3 separate regions of the Homo sapiens genome follow, and regions 1 and 2 are each linked to region 3. The links are chromatin contacts, found by Hi-C or POLR2A ChIA-PET in ENCODE. All regions are on one chromosome and are shown on one strand. Each heading gives the region's core, a stretch centred on a gene start or an enhancer-like site at or near the end of the contact. The rest is flanking DNA. Distances are from core to core; before and after follow the strand shown.

Evidence for each region. A loop is a pair of places that touch in the nucleus more often than their neighbours do. ChIA-PET counts read pairs that join two places held with the same protein, here RNA polymerase II (POLR2A). Pooled maps may share reads with other maps.
Region 1: a map of psoas muscle shows a loop between it and region 3 (4-fold over the local background). The contact joins the enhancer-like site here to the promoter of PTPRU in region 3. A Hi-C loop is called at or near these places in 3 of 168 maps with a recorded cell type or tissue (gastrocnemius medialis, prostate gland and psoas muscle) and 8 of 50 pooled maps. POLR2A ChIA-PET finds 5 or more read pairs at or near these places in 2 of 52 experiments (OCI-LY7 and activated naive CD8-positive, alpha-beta T cell).
Region 2: a loop to region 3 is called in a map of naive thymus-derived CD4-positive, alpha-beta T cell, with 6 times the contacts of the local background. The contact joins the enhancer-like site here to the promoter of PTPRU in region 3. A Hi-C loop is called at or near these places in 1 of 168 maps with a recorded cell type or tissue (naive thymus-derived CD4-positive, alpha-beta T cell) and 6 of 50 pooled maps.

The regions. Positions count from the first base shown.
Region 1 is chr1:30,520,635-30,524,168 of GRCh38, reverse strand. No RefSeq gene overlaps it. Among named protein-coding and RNA genes, the nearest start is that of MATN1-AS1, 200 kb to the left of the region's middle. Within about 2 kb of position 1,533, at least 7 of the 41 ENCODE cell types and tissues checked have a DNase peak (open chromatin) inside an H3K27ac peak, as active enhancers do; they include gastrocnemius medialis and psoas muscle, where a contact is called at or near this core.
Region 2 is chr1:31,169,289-31,172,768 of GRCh38, reverse strand. No RefSeq gene overlaps it. Among named protein-coding and RNA genes, the nearest start is that of NKAIN1, 69 kb to the left of the region's middle. RefSeq lists an enhancer at 1,613-1,862. Within about 2 kb of position 1,913, at least 26 of the 41 ENCODE cell types and tissues checked have a DNase peak (open chromatin) inside an H3K27ac peak, as active enhancers do.
Region 3 is chr1:29,235,010-29,238,450 of GRCh38, reverse strand. PTPRU (protein tyrosine phosphatase receptor type U) reads right to left here and starts at 1,929. Exons shown (of 30, transcript NM_133178.4): 1 at 1,734-1,929. The coding sequence starts at 1,806. RefSeq lists a silencer at 1,807-2,126.

The sequences.
Region 1 (3,534 bases), core at 284-2,783, 1.3 Mb before region 3:
CCATATGCCCTGACCCACCCACAGGGCTGAACGATTGTGGCTGTGTGAACCTCAGACCCACCAAAAAAGGGAATGAAAATGGAGTTCACAGCAGCCTTCTTGATGAAGGGGGAGGCAATGTCACCCCCTTTCCTTCCCCATTCACTCCCCATTCCCTAGCTTCCTTCCCCAAACACTCTCCATTCCCTAGCTCTGAAACACTGGTCCTCATGATCTGGGCCAGGTGGCAGGAGGTGCCAGGTGACATATGTGAGCCAGGTGACAGGTGTGATGCCAGTGGCCCCACCTAGACTCTGACTCATGGTGGCTGGGCCCTTGTCCTTGGTTGCTTGATGCAAAGGGAACAGTAAGGACCACACCGGGTGTCAGTGCATCAATCAGCAAACACAGAACAAGCTCTTGGCTGGGGCTTGGTGCTGTCATGGTCTTTTTATAGCCACTTACAAGCTTGTGGCTTTGGGCAAGAGATATAGCCCTGAAACCTTGTTCTCACCTGGAAATGGTGATGGTGTTGACCCTGAGTTCCTCATGGTGCTGTTGTGAGAGTCAGGTGAGTTGCTCCACAGAGAGCTCTCAGGACAGCAGAGGCTACGCCATGATGACAGTGGCAACATGAGGCTGATGCTGGCTCTCCCATTCCCACAGCTCCCCATCATCAGGTTCAGCACCTTCTTGTTGGTCCATCTCCCAAAAGGCTATGTCATCAAGAAGGGGCCTCATCCCTCCTCTCTGGCTTAGCTGGTACTATCACCTACATATTGGAGGAGGGGCACATTTTTATTGTCTCAAGGCTTCATCTCATCCAGAAAGGAGGAGTTTACTTACCCTGGGAACTAAATCATGCTGGCAGTCAGGCCAGCAGAGACCAGCACGAGCTTGGGTCTTTTGCTGTCTGATCATAGTGGTTATGTGTCATAGCCAAGCTGACATTTTTTTCTCCTTTCTCACCTTCTAAAGAAAGATGACCATCAACAGGAACTATGCCAGTTTAATCTCTCTGAGCAATGTCTCACCACCAGTGCAGGGACGTGCTAGGAGAATGTATGATCCAACCTGCTCACTGGGAAGGTAATTCCAGGCAGCAGGAACAGCAGGAGAATTTGGGGAAACCGAGGTACAGGGTGGGAATTCAACCTGCTCAAAGTCACATAGTAAGTTGGTGACAGAACAGAGACCAGGATTTGATCTCCTGACCCATGGCTGATGTAGTCTTGGCTCTGCCTTGGCCCACGTGGTTTTGAGGGGTGTGGAGACAGCAGTGAAATGAAGCCCATGGAGCAAAGGCCTCATGCTGGAACTCCCTGGGCTTCAGAGGGGCTGGCGCATGAGGGCTTTCCCAGTCTGGACTGGGGCCAGTGGACAGACTTGAGGTCATGATAGCGGGAGATGAAATTGTCAGAGGCGCTCGGTGAAATGAGGACAACCTGGCAGATATGGTCTGTCGGTATCAGGTTGCCAACTGCTTGCCAACACCTCCTAAATGAGTGTTGCCTGATCCCAGTTTGGGAAATGCCGTGTGCAGGCATTTAAAAGTCAATGTGATTTCACCATGAACTTTCACAGAATTGGCTGGGCTTCCCTGCGAGTTTGAGCAGAGTTAGGAGGTGTGAGCATGTGTTTTCTCTATTCCGCTGACATATGATGCAATGAATCCCCGTCTCAGATGGAGCTTGTGTTCTGGTGGGGGATGCAGATAGTACACAAGCAATCATGCTGGGAAGTGAGAAGTTCCGTGGGGGAATTGGACAGGGTGAGGAGACGGAAGTGAGGAGGGTGGGCAGTGTGTCAGTGGGGATGTGGCAAGGGACAGATGAGATGGCACAGTCAAGTCAGGCAATTTTTGGAGAGTGTAAAAAAGAGACCAAGAAGGCGAAGGCATGGGCAGGGCATAAGGAAATCCTGGAGATGGTGCTGTTTCCTGGCATCCGGCAACAGAGGGCTCCATTACCACCCTTGGGTTTGCGAGGGTGCGGGGAGGAGCAATGAGTGGAACCCGGAGATGGAGAAAGCTGGGTGGAGGAGCCCTGCCAGGGGGCTGGGTGGGGAGGGACCACATGATAACAGGAGCTGAAAGCTGCAGTCTGAGGAAAGCTAGCCTTAGCTCTTCCCAGGGCAGGACCTTGTCAGGGGATAAACACCCCAACCTTCCTCTCCTCCTCCTTCCTTGATCTCCTGCTGGGGCTCCCTGTTAACCAAACTCACCTTGAAGCCAGAGGATGAGGAGCCCCTTGATGTAGCCGATAAGGGCTGCCACCCAGAAGCACAGAGTAGAGGGGACAAGGGTGAAGCGAGGGTGGGAAGGGACACCCCTGTGCAGGGGGAAGGGTGACCTTAGCACAGTGCTCAGGGAAGATGATTTGGAGGAGACAATGTTGAAATTGACAGCTGAGGCTGAGAAGGAACCAGCATGAGAAAAGCCAGGGGAGGGAGCTCCTGGGAGAGGGAACTGTAGGGCCAAATGATTGAGAGGCAGGTGAGGCCAGATCCCATGGCCGTGAGGGCTGGGTGAGAAGCTTGGGTTTTATTCCAAGTTTAGCCGGAGGCAATGGCTGACTTTTAAGCAGAGGAGCAACATGATTCCACCTGTGAACCAGGCAGGGATGGGGGCAGGGGATGTCAGGGAGGCTGTAGCTGTGGGCAGGCCAGATGAGAGGCCTGGACTGGGCAGTGGGCAGAGATGAAGGGACATGACCGGAGTGGGATGCATTTTGGAAGGAGTATCTCAAAGAGCTGCAGGATGGATCAGATGCAGAGGGCAGAGGGCAGAGGACAGGAGTGATCAAGGGGACTCCAGGGCTTGTGGTCAGTGTGGGGTGGGGTGAAGCTGTGCCCTGGGCTGGGTAAGGTGGGAGAAGAGTCAGTTCAAGGGAGGAAATAGCCCTGTTTTAAACAAGAAAGCTGAAGATGGGTTTTAGACCTCCAAGGGAAAATGCCAGAGCAGGCAGCTATGAATCTGGGGCTGCCTGTTTAGAGGACAGGGGGTCATCTTTGAAAGGACAATTACATTAATTTCATTTTAATTGAAGGACTTGTTCATTCTTAATTATTCTTAAAATCTTAGCACTTTGGGAGGCTGAGGTAGGTAGATCATCTGAAGTCAGAAGTTTGAGACCAGCCTGGCTAACATGGCGAAACCCTGTCTCTACTAAAAATACCAAATTAGCCAGGCGTGGTGGTGCATGCCTGTAATCCCAGCTACTCTGGAGGCTGAGGCAGGAAAATGGCTTGAACCCGGGGAGCAGAAGTTGCAGTGAGCCAAGATCGTGCTGCTTTTCTCCAGCCTAGAGAAAAGAGTGAAACTCTATAACAAACAAACAAAATATGTGTATGGGGGTTGGTGAGATGTTGGTCAAAGGATGTAAAATTTCGGTTATATAAGGGGAATAAGTTCAAGAGATCTATTGTACAACGTGGTGACTATAGTATTAAAATATGGATATTTACTAAGCACCCTGCTGTGCTGGGCACAGTCTTGGGAGCAGAGGATATGCTGGCTGCAGATCAGAGGAGGCTGCATGAGGCTAGGCTCAGGCA
Region 2 (3,480 bases), core at 664-3,163, 1.9 Mb before region 3:
AGAGTCTCACTCTGTTGCCCAGGCAGGAGTGCAGTGGCACGATCTCGGCTCACTGCAACCTCCGCCTTCCGGGGTCAAGCAAAATTCTCCTGCCTCAGCCTCCCTAGTATCTGGGATTACAGTCATGTGCCCACCTAATTTTTTTGTAATTTTTGTAGAGATGGGGTTTCACGTTATGATCCGCCTGCCTCGGCCTCCCAAAGTGCTGGGATTATAGTCGTAAGCCACCGCACCCGGCCCCTATGAAGTGAGTTTTTCATGCTGTCTACTGTTTCAGGGTGAGATCAAAGAACTGGTTGAGCCAGATTATGGGTCTGGATGGCGTCAGCTGGGAACAGCAAGGTCTGCAAAATATCTCAAGCACTGATCTTAGGTTTGACAACAGTGATGTTATTCCCAGGAGCAATTTGAGGAGGTTCAGGCTCTTGCAGCCAGAGCCTGCATGGTTCTTAAACCGTAATTTTTTTTTTTTTTTGAGACTGAGTTTTGCTCTGTCACCCAGGCTGGAGTGCAGTAACAGGATCTCGGCTCACTGCAACTTCCGCCTCCCAGGTTCAAGCGATTCTCCTGCCTCAGCCTCCTGAGTAGCTAGGATTACAGGCGCCCACCATCATACACCCAGCTAATTTTTGTATTTTTAGTAGAGATGGGGTTTCACCATGTTGGCCAGGCTGGTCTTGAACTCCTGACCTTAGGTGATCTGCCCGCCTTGGCCTCCCAATAAACCATAATTTCTAATCATGTAATTTCTTTTTTTCTTTTTTTCTGAGACGGAGTCTTGCTCTGTCACCCAGGCTGGAGTGCAGTGGCGTGATCTCAGCTTACTGCAAGCTCCAACTTCCGGGTTCACGCCATTCTCCTGCCTCAGCCTCCCGAGTAGCTGGGACTACAGGCGCCTGCCACCGTGCCCAGCTAATTTTTTGTATTTTTAGTAGAGATGGGGTTTCACCGTGTTAGCCAGGATGGTCTTGATCTCCTGACCTCGTGATCTGCCTGCCTCGGCCTCCCAAAGTGCTGGGATTACAGGCGTGAGCCACCGTGCCCGGCCAATAATTTCTTAGTCCTATGAAGGCAGACCGGTCCCCAGGCAAGAAGGGGGTTTATTTCAGCCGGGTGCAGTGGCTCACGCCTGTAATCCCAGCACTTTGGGAGGCCAAGGTGGGTGGATCACGAGGTCAGGAGATCGAGACCATCCTGGCTAACACGGTGAAACCCCATCTCTACTAAAAAAATACAAAATTTAGCCGGACGTGGTGGCAGGCACCTGTAGTCCCAGCTACTGGGGAGGCTGAGGCAGGAGAATGGCGTGAACCCGGGAGGCAGAGCTTGCAGTGAGCTGAGATCGCACCAGTGCACTCCAGCCTGGGCAGCAGAGCAAGACTCAGTCTCAGAAAAAAAAAAGAAGGGGGTTTATTTCGGGAAAGGGCTATTATAATTTTTGTTTCAAAGTTAAAGTATAAACTGAATTCCTTCCCAAGGTTACTTTGGCCTACACCCAAGAATGAACAAGGGCAGCTTAGAGGTTAAAAGCAAGATGGTGTCGGTTAGGTCAGATCCCTTTCACTGTCATAATTTCCTCAGTTACAATCTTTGCAAAGGTGGTTTCACGTGAAGGGAGGGGGTCCCACGAATGGGGAGGCAGTCTGAGCTCTCTGCCTGTCCCTCTTCCGGCCTCAGCCTCAGTCACCCAGAGGAGGTGGGGGCAGTCCCACTCTGCCCCACCCCTAACCAGGCGATGGAGGCCACACCCTGCCTTGGGCCTCAGTTCCAGTGACTCAGCAGTTCCCCTCAGTCAGCCCTGGAATGAGACTGAGCAGGCCCAGGCCAGCTGGAGCTCCAGGGAGCCTTGTGTTGGGTATCCGACACTACTGTTGGCACTAGTTCTTTCTCTGTCAACAACCTGTGACCTTGGGGAACTACTCTCACTCTGCTCTTGGTGATGTCATCTGTGAAATGAGAGGGCTGGACTTTGCTTGCATGATACTCATTGGCTGCTTTACTGCTGACATTCTGGGATAGAGCTTCTCAACCTTCACTATACTTGGGATGCCTTTCTAAAATACAGATACAGCTAGGCACAGTGTCTCATGCCTGTAATACCAACACTTTGGGAGGCTGAGGTCGGCGGATCACTAAAGGCCAGGAGTTCAAGACCAGCCTGGCCAATGTGGCAAAACCCCGTCTCTACTAAAAATACAAACATTAGCCAAGCGTGGTGGCCCACACATGTAATCCCAGCTATGGGGGAGGCTGAAGCATGATAATTGCTTGGACCCAGGAGGCGGAGGTTGCAGTGAGCTGAGATCGCACCACTGCCCTCCAGCCTGGGCAACAGAGCAAGACTCTGTCTCAAAAATAATTTATAATAATAAAATAAAATATAGATTCCACTAGGCTCAGTGGGGTGCACCTGTAGTCCTAGCTACTTGGGAGGCTGAGACAAGAGGATCCCTTGAGACCAGGAGTTTGAGTCTAGCCTGGGCAACATAGTGAGATCCTGTCTCCTAAAATAAAGTTTATAAACATATATACGTATAAATTTTTTAAATAAAATACAGATTCCTGGGCTCTACCTGCGTAACAGGTTATAATTCATTGGAACCTGGAGCCCACGCATCTGAATTCATCCTTCAAATGTTTATTAAGCACCTGCTATGTGCCAGAAATTGTGAATAAGCAGTGAACTAAACAGACAGTAATCCCTGCTCTTGGTGAGGATGTCTCCTGGGAGGATGCACACCATAAATAAACAAGGGGCCTGGGGAAGTGGCTCACACCTGTAATCCCAGCACTCTGGAGGCCAAAATGGGAGGATTGCTTGAGCCCAGAAGTTCAAGGCCAGTCTAGACAACATAGCAAGATACTGTGTCTACAAAAAATTTAAAAATTAACCAGCTGTGGTTGCACATGCCTGTGGTCCAGCTATTCAGGAGGCTGAGGCAGGAGAATCACTTGAACCTGGCAGGCAGAGGTTGCAGTGAGCCAAGATCGTGCCACTGCACTCCAGCCTGGGCAAGAGAGTGAGACTCTGTCTCAAAAAAAAAAAAAAAAAAAAAAAAAAGAAAAGAAAGAAAAAGAAAAAGAAAAAGAAAAAGAAATGCTTAATGAATACCTACTATGTTCCAGGAACTGTCCTAGATACTGGGCTACAGCAGTGAACAGGACAGACAAGGCCCTAGATTTCTTTCTTACAGCTTACCTACTGGACAGAATCAACATAAATGCTCTTGTTAGTCTTCCTAACAATCCTAAGAAAGTAAGTTCTATTACCACCAGCTTATAGATGGAGAAACGAAAGCTGGCATAGATAAAGTCACTTACCCAAGTCTACACAGCTAGTAAGTGGCAGCATCCGCATTCAAGTCCAGCCTCTCTGACTCCTGAGCTCAGTCTCTAACCACTGAACACATATTGTTTCACGGCAAATTCCTTTGCATTTTTTTCTTAACATTCATGGGGAATTCTGATGCCTAGCCAGAG
Region 3 (3,441 bases), core at 680-3,179:
CCAGCACGTGTCTCGGCTCGGATCCCGCCCCGGGCGTCTCCCGGCTACCCGGAGCCCGCGGAGCAGCCCCGCCGGTGGCGAGGGCGGGGGAGGTCACCCGGAGCAGGGCCCCGAAACTCCGCGGGAAGGGGCCGCGGTCTAGGATCCCAGGCCTCAGGGTGGGATGTGGAACACGCGCACGCACACACATCCGACACACCGTCCACACTCCGACGAGCACACGGACACACAAACACAGGCTCCGTATACATACATTCAGCTGCGCGCACACACACACGCGCACGCACACCAAAGACACCAGACTCCGAAACACACCCGGAGAACGCGACCACACAGCAGACAAGCGCGGAGCCACACGCTCACACTCACGCTCACACTCAAGCACACACCTGGCGGTCCCGGCCGGCCGGGAGGCCGCACAAAGTTGCAGGCTCCACCAAGGGAGTGTCCCGGGAGGCCCGGGCGTCCCCCGCGCGTCCTGCGCGCCAAGGGAGGGGGCGCCGTCCCCCGGCGGCGAGCCAGGCCCTGCCCGCGCCCGGACGTCGCAGCCCAGCCCGGGGACAGCCCCCGCCCGGCCGCCCGGGGCGCAGCCGCGGCCCGGCCACCGCAGGAGCGCCCGCCGGTCCGGCCCTCCCCTGCCCGCCCGCCGGCCCCTCGCTGGGGCCCGCTGGCCCGGGCGCCCCGCAGCCCCGGCGCCGCCTCGGATCAGCCGCCCGCCAGCGCCGCGCGGAACTTGCGAAACAACAAACAGTCCGACATGCCCGAGGCGGCGGCCGCGGGGCCCGGTCCTCCCCTGAGCCTCGGGCCCTGCCCGACCCGGGCAGCCCAGGGGGCGCCGCCGCGACAACTTGTTCCGGCCCAGCGCGCCACACACGCGCACACGCACACGCGCGCACACACGTCCTGCCACCGCCCCCTCGGGCGGCCCCGGGACCAGGGCACACTCGCAGCCGCGGCCCAGGCGCGCTCCACACTCGCAACATTCCTGGACGCGCAGCCAGCACACACGGACACATTCGCACACACTCACATCCGTTCCAGACTCGCTCCCACACACGCATTCCCGGCACACTTGGCATTCACTCGGACCCACGCGGCCCCCGGCAGCACACACCACATACCCTAGACACTCCCCACACGTACACAGCGCACGGACACACACGTTCCGGACCCGTTCCCACGCCTTCACACATGTACACGGATCTCAAAAGCACACACGCCACACACGCGTTCCCGGATCCACACTCAGGCGGGATCCAGAGAGCACCCTTGGCCACAGGCATAACACAAACACACAACCCACTCGCAGACACAAAACAAACAGCACTCCCGGCCAGGCATACAAAATGCAAACAAATGCAACACATTAGCAGATACAACTCCCGCAACACAACCAAACTCAGATGCACACACAACCCACTTGGCCACACAAACACTACACACTGGCAGACCCACAAGACACTCAGCGCACACCCAATGCCTCGATGCACACAACATTCACCCCCAACATACTCGCCGACACACATCACCTTTTCTTGCGCACAGAACTCACGGACACACAACATTCGCAGTCACGCAACACCCCGGGCACACAATCGCCCATCCTACGCTCAGACACACACAGGGAGCACGCTCGTAACGCCCGGTCACTCAACACTCACACTTTCTTCCGAGCTACGCCACGGGCCCCGAGGCTCGGCGGGGCAGGCTCGGTCCGGCCGCCGCGCGCTTACCTGCCGGAGTCTCGGTCTCCGGCGCGCAGAGCTGGAAGGTGAGTGCCAGCACGAGCGCCTGGGCACGGGCCATGGTTGGAGCGTCGCCGCCCGTCCCGGGGCCCGGCGCGGGGGACGCCGCCCCCGGAGCCCGAGCCCAGCCCGAGGCGAGCCGGAGCCCGAGCCGGAGCGGAGCGGCGCGGCGCGGAGCGGGACTGGCGCCGAGTCCAGAGCGCGAGCCGGAGCAAGCGGGGCGCTGACGTCAGGCCCGGCCGCGGGTTCGGCGGTCTCGCGGCGCTCCCTGCTGGCCACGGCGGGTGCTGCAGCGGGTCCGGCCGCCCGCTAGCCCTGGCGCGCCCCTCCCCCGCTCCCGCATCCTCCCCGCCATGAGGCCCCGCGGCTGGGTCTGGACGCCCACGGACGTCTCCACGGACCGGGCACCAACACTGCCAGGCGAGCACGCTCATGGCCCACGCCTAGCTCCCGTACAGCGCTCTCAGGGACGGTGACCCAGGGACACCCGGCCTCTGTCCCATCCGATGCCTGAATCCCTTGTACCTTGGCGCCTTCAAATGCGTGTTCTACATACCTCCAGGAACAGGGCGCTCATCACCTGGCCAAGAGCGGTTGTTGGGGCTTTGGAAACGCCGGCTTTTAGAAAGTTTTTCATTTCATGACGTGCAAGTCTACCTCCCTCACTAGCCCTCACTGGTCCTACTCTACCTTCTGGCTACACAGGTTAAATGTATTTGGGCCTCTACCCAGAACGAGCCCTCGCACTATGATCTGCAAACTCGTTGCTCATTACTATGTAAGACCAGGTACCTTCTATGTGTTTAACCCACATGGACTCATTTAATCATCATATATTAGGTATGCAATAATTATACTGCATAAATACTGTTATGCAACAGTATTTGACAGCACCGAGATTTGAATCAAAGTTGTTTGGTTTGAATTGAATAGGGGCTGAGACCTTCCTCCCATCTGGACACCTATTCATTCAACAAATATTTATTGGGGTCTATTCATTTATTCAACAATTACTATAGGCCAGGGTAGAGATATAAAACAGACAAAAATTCCCTACTCTCATGGACCTTACATTCCAGTGGGAAGACAAGAACAGTAAACAACCAAAAAAACAAAAACAAAAAAGCAAACCCTCTGGTGTACGTCCTTTATCACTGTCTCATACACCAGGAAATTTGGGGGTGGTGGGGGGACAGGGAAGGGAAGGGGAATTGTTGCAATTTCAAATAGAGTGCGGGCTATATGATGAGTTCATTATCTGTCTCCACCTCTAGAAATGAGCTCCCTTGGGAAAAGACTCATCTTGTATTTCCGTGCCCAGTATATGGCATGTTTTTATTATTTTATTTTATTTTATTTTATTTCAAGATGGAGTTTCACTCTTGTTGCCCAGGCTGGAGTGCAATGGCGCAGTCTTGGCTCATTGCAACCTCTGCCTCCCAGGCTCCAACAATTCTCCTGGCTCAGCCTCCCAAGTAACTGGGATTACAGGTGCCCACCACCACGCCCGGCTAATTTTCGTATTTTTAGTAGAGACAGGGTTTCACCATGTTGGCCAGGCTGGTCTGGAACTCCTGACCTCAGGTGATCCACCTGCCTCAGTCTCCCAATGTGCAGGGATTACAGGCGTGAGCCACCGCGCCCGGCCTCTGGCACGTAATTGATGCTCAATAAATACTGACTGGATGGAATGAAT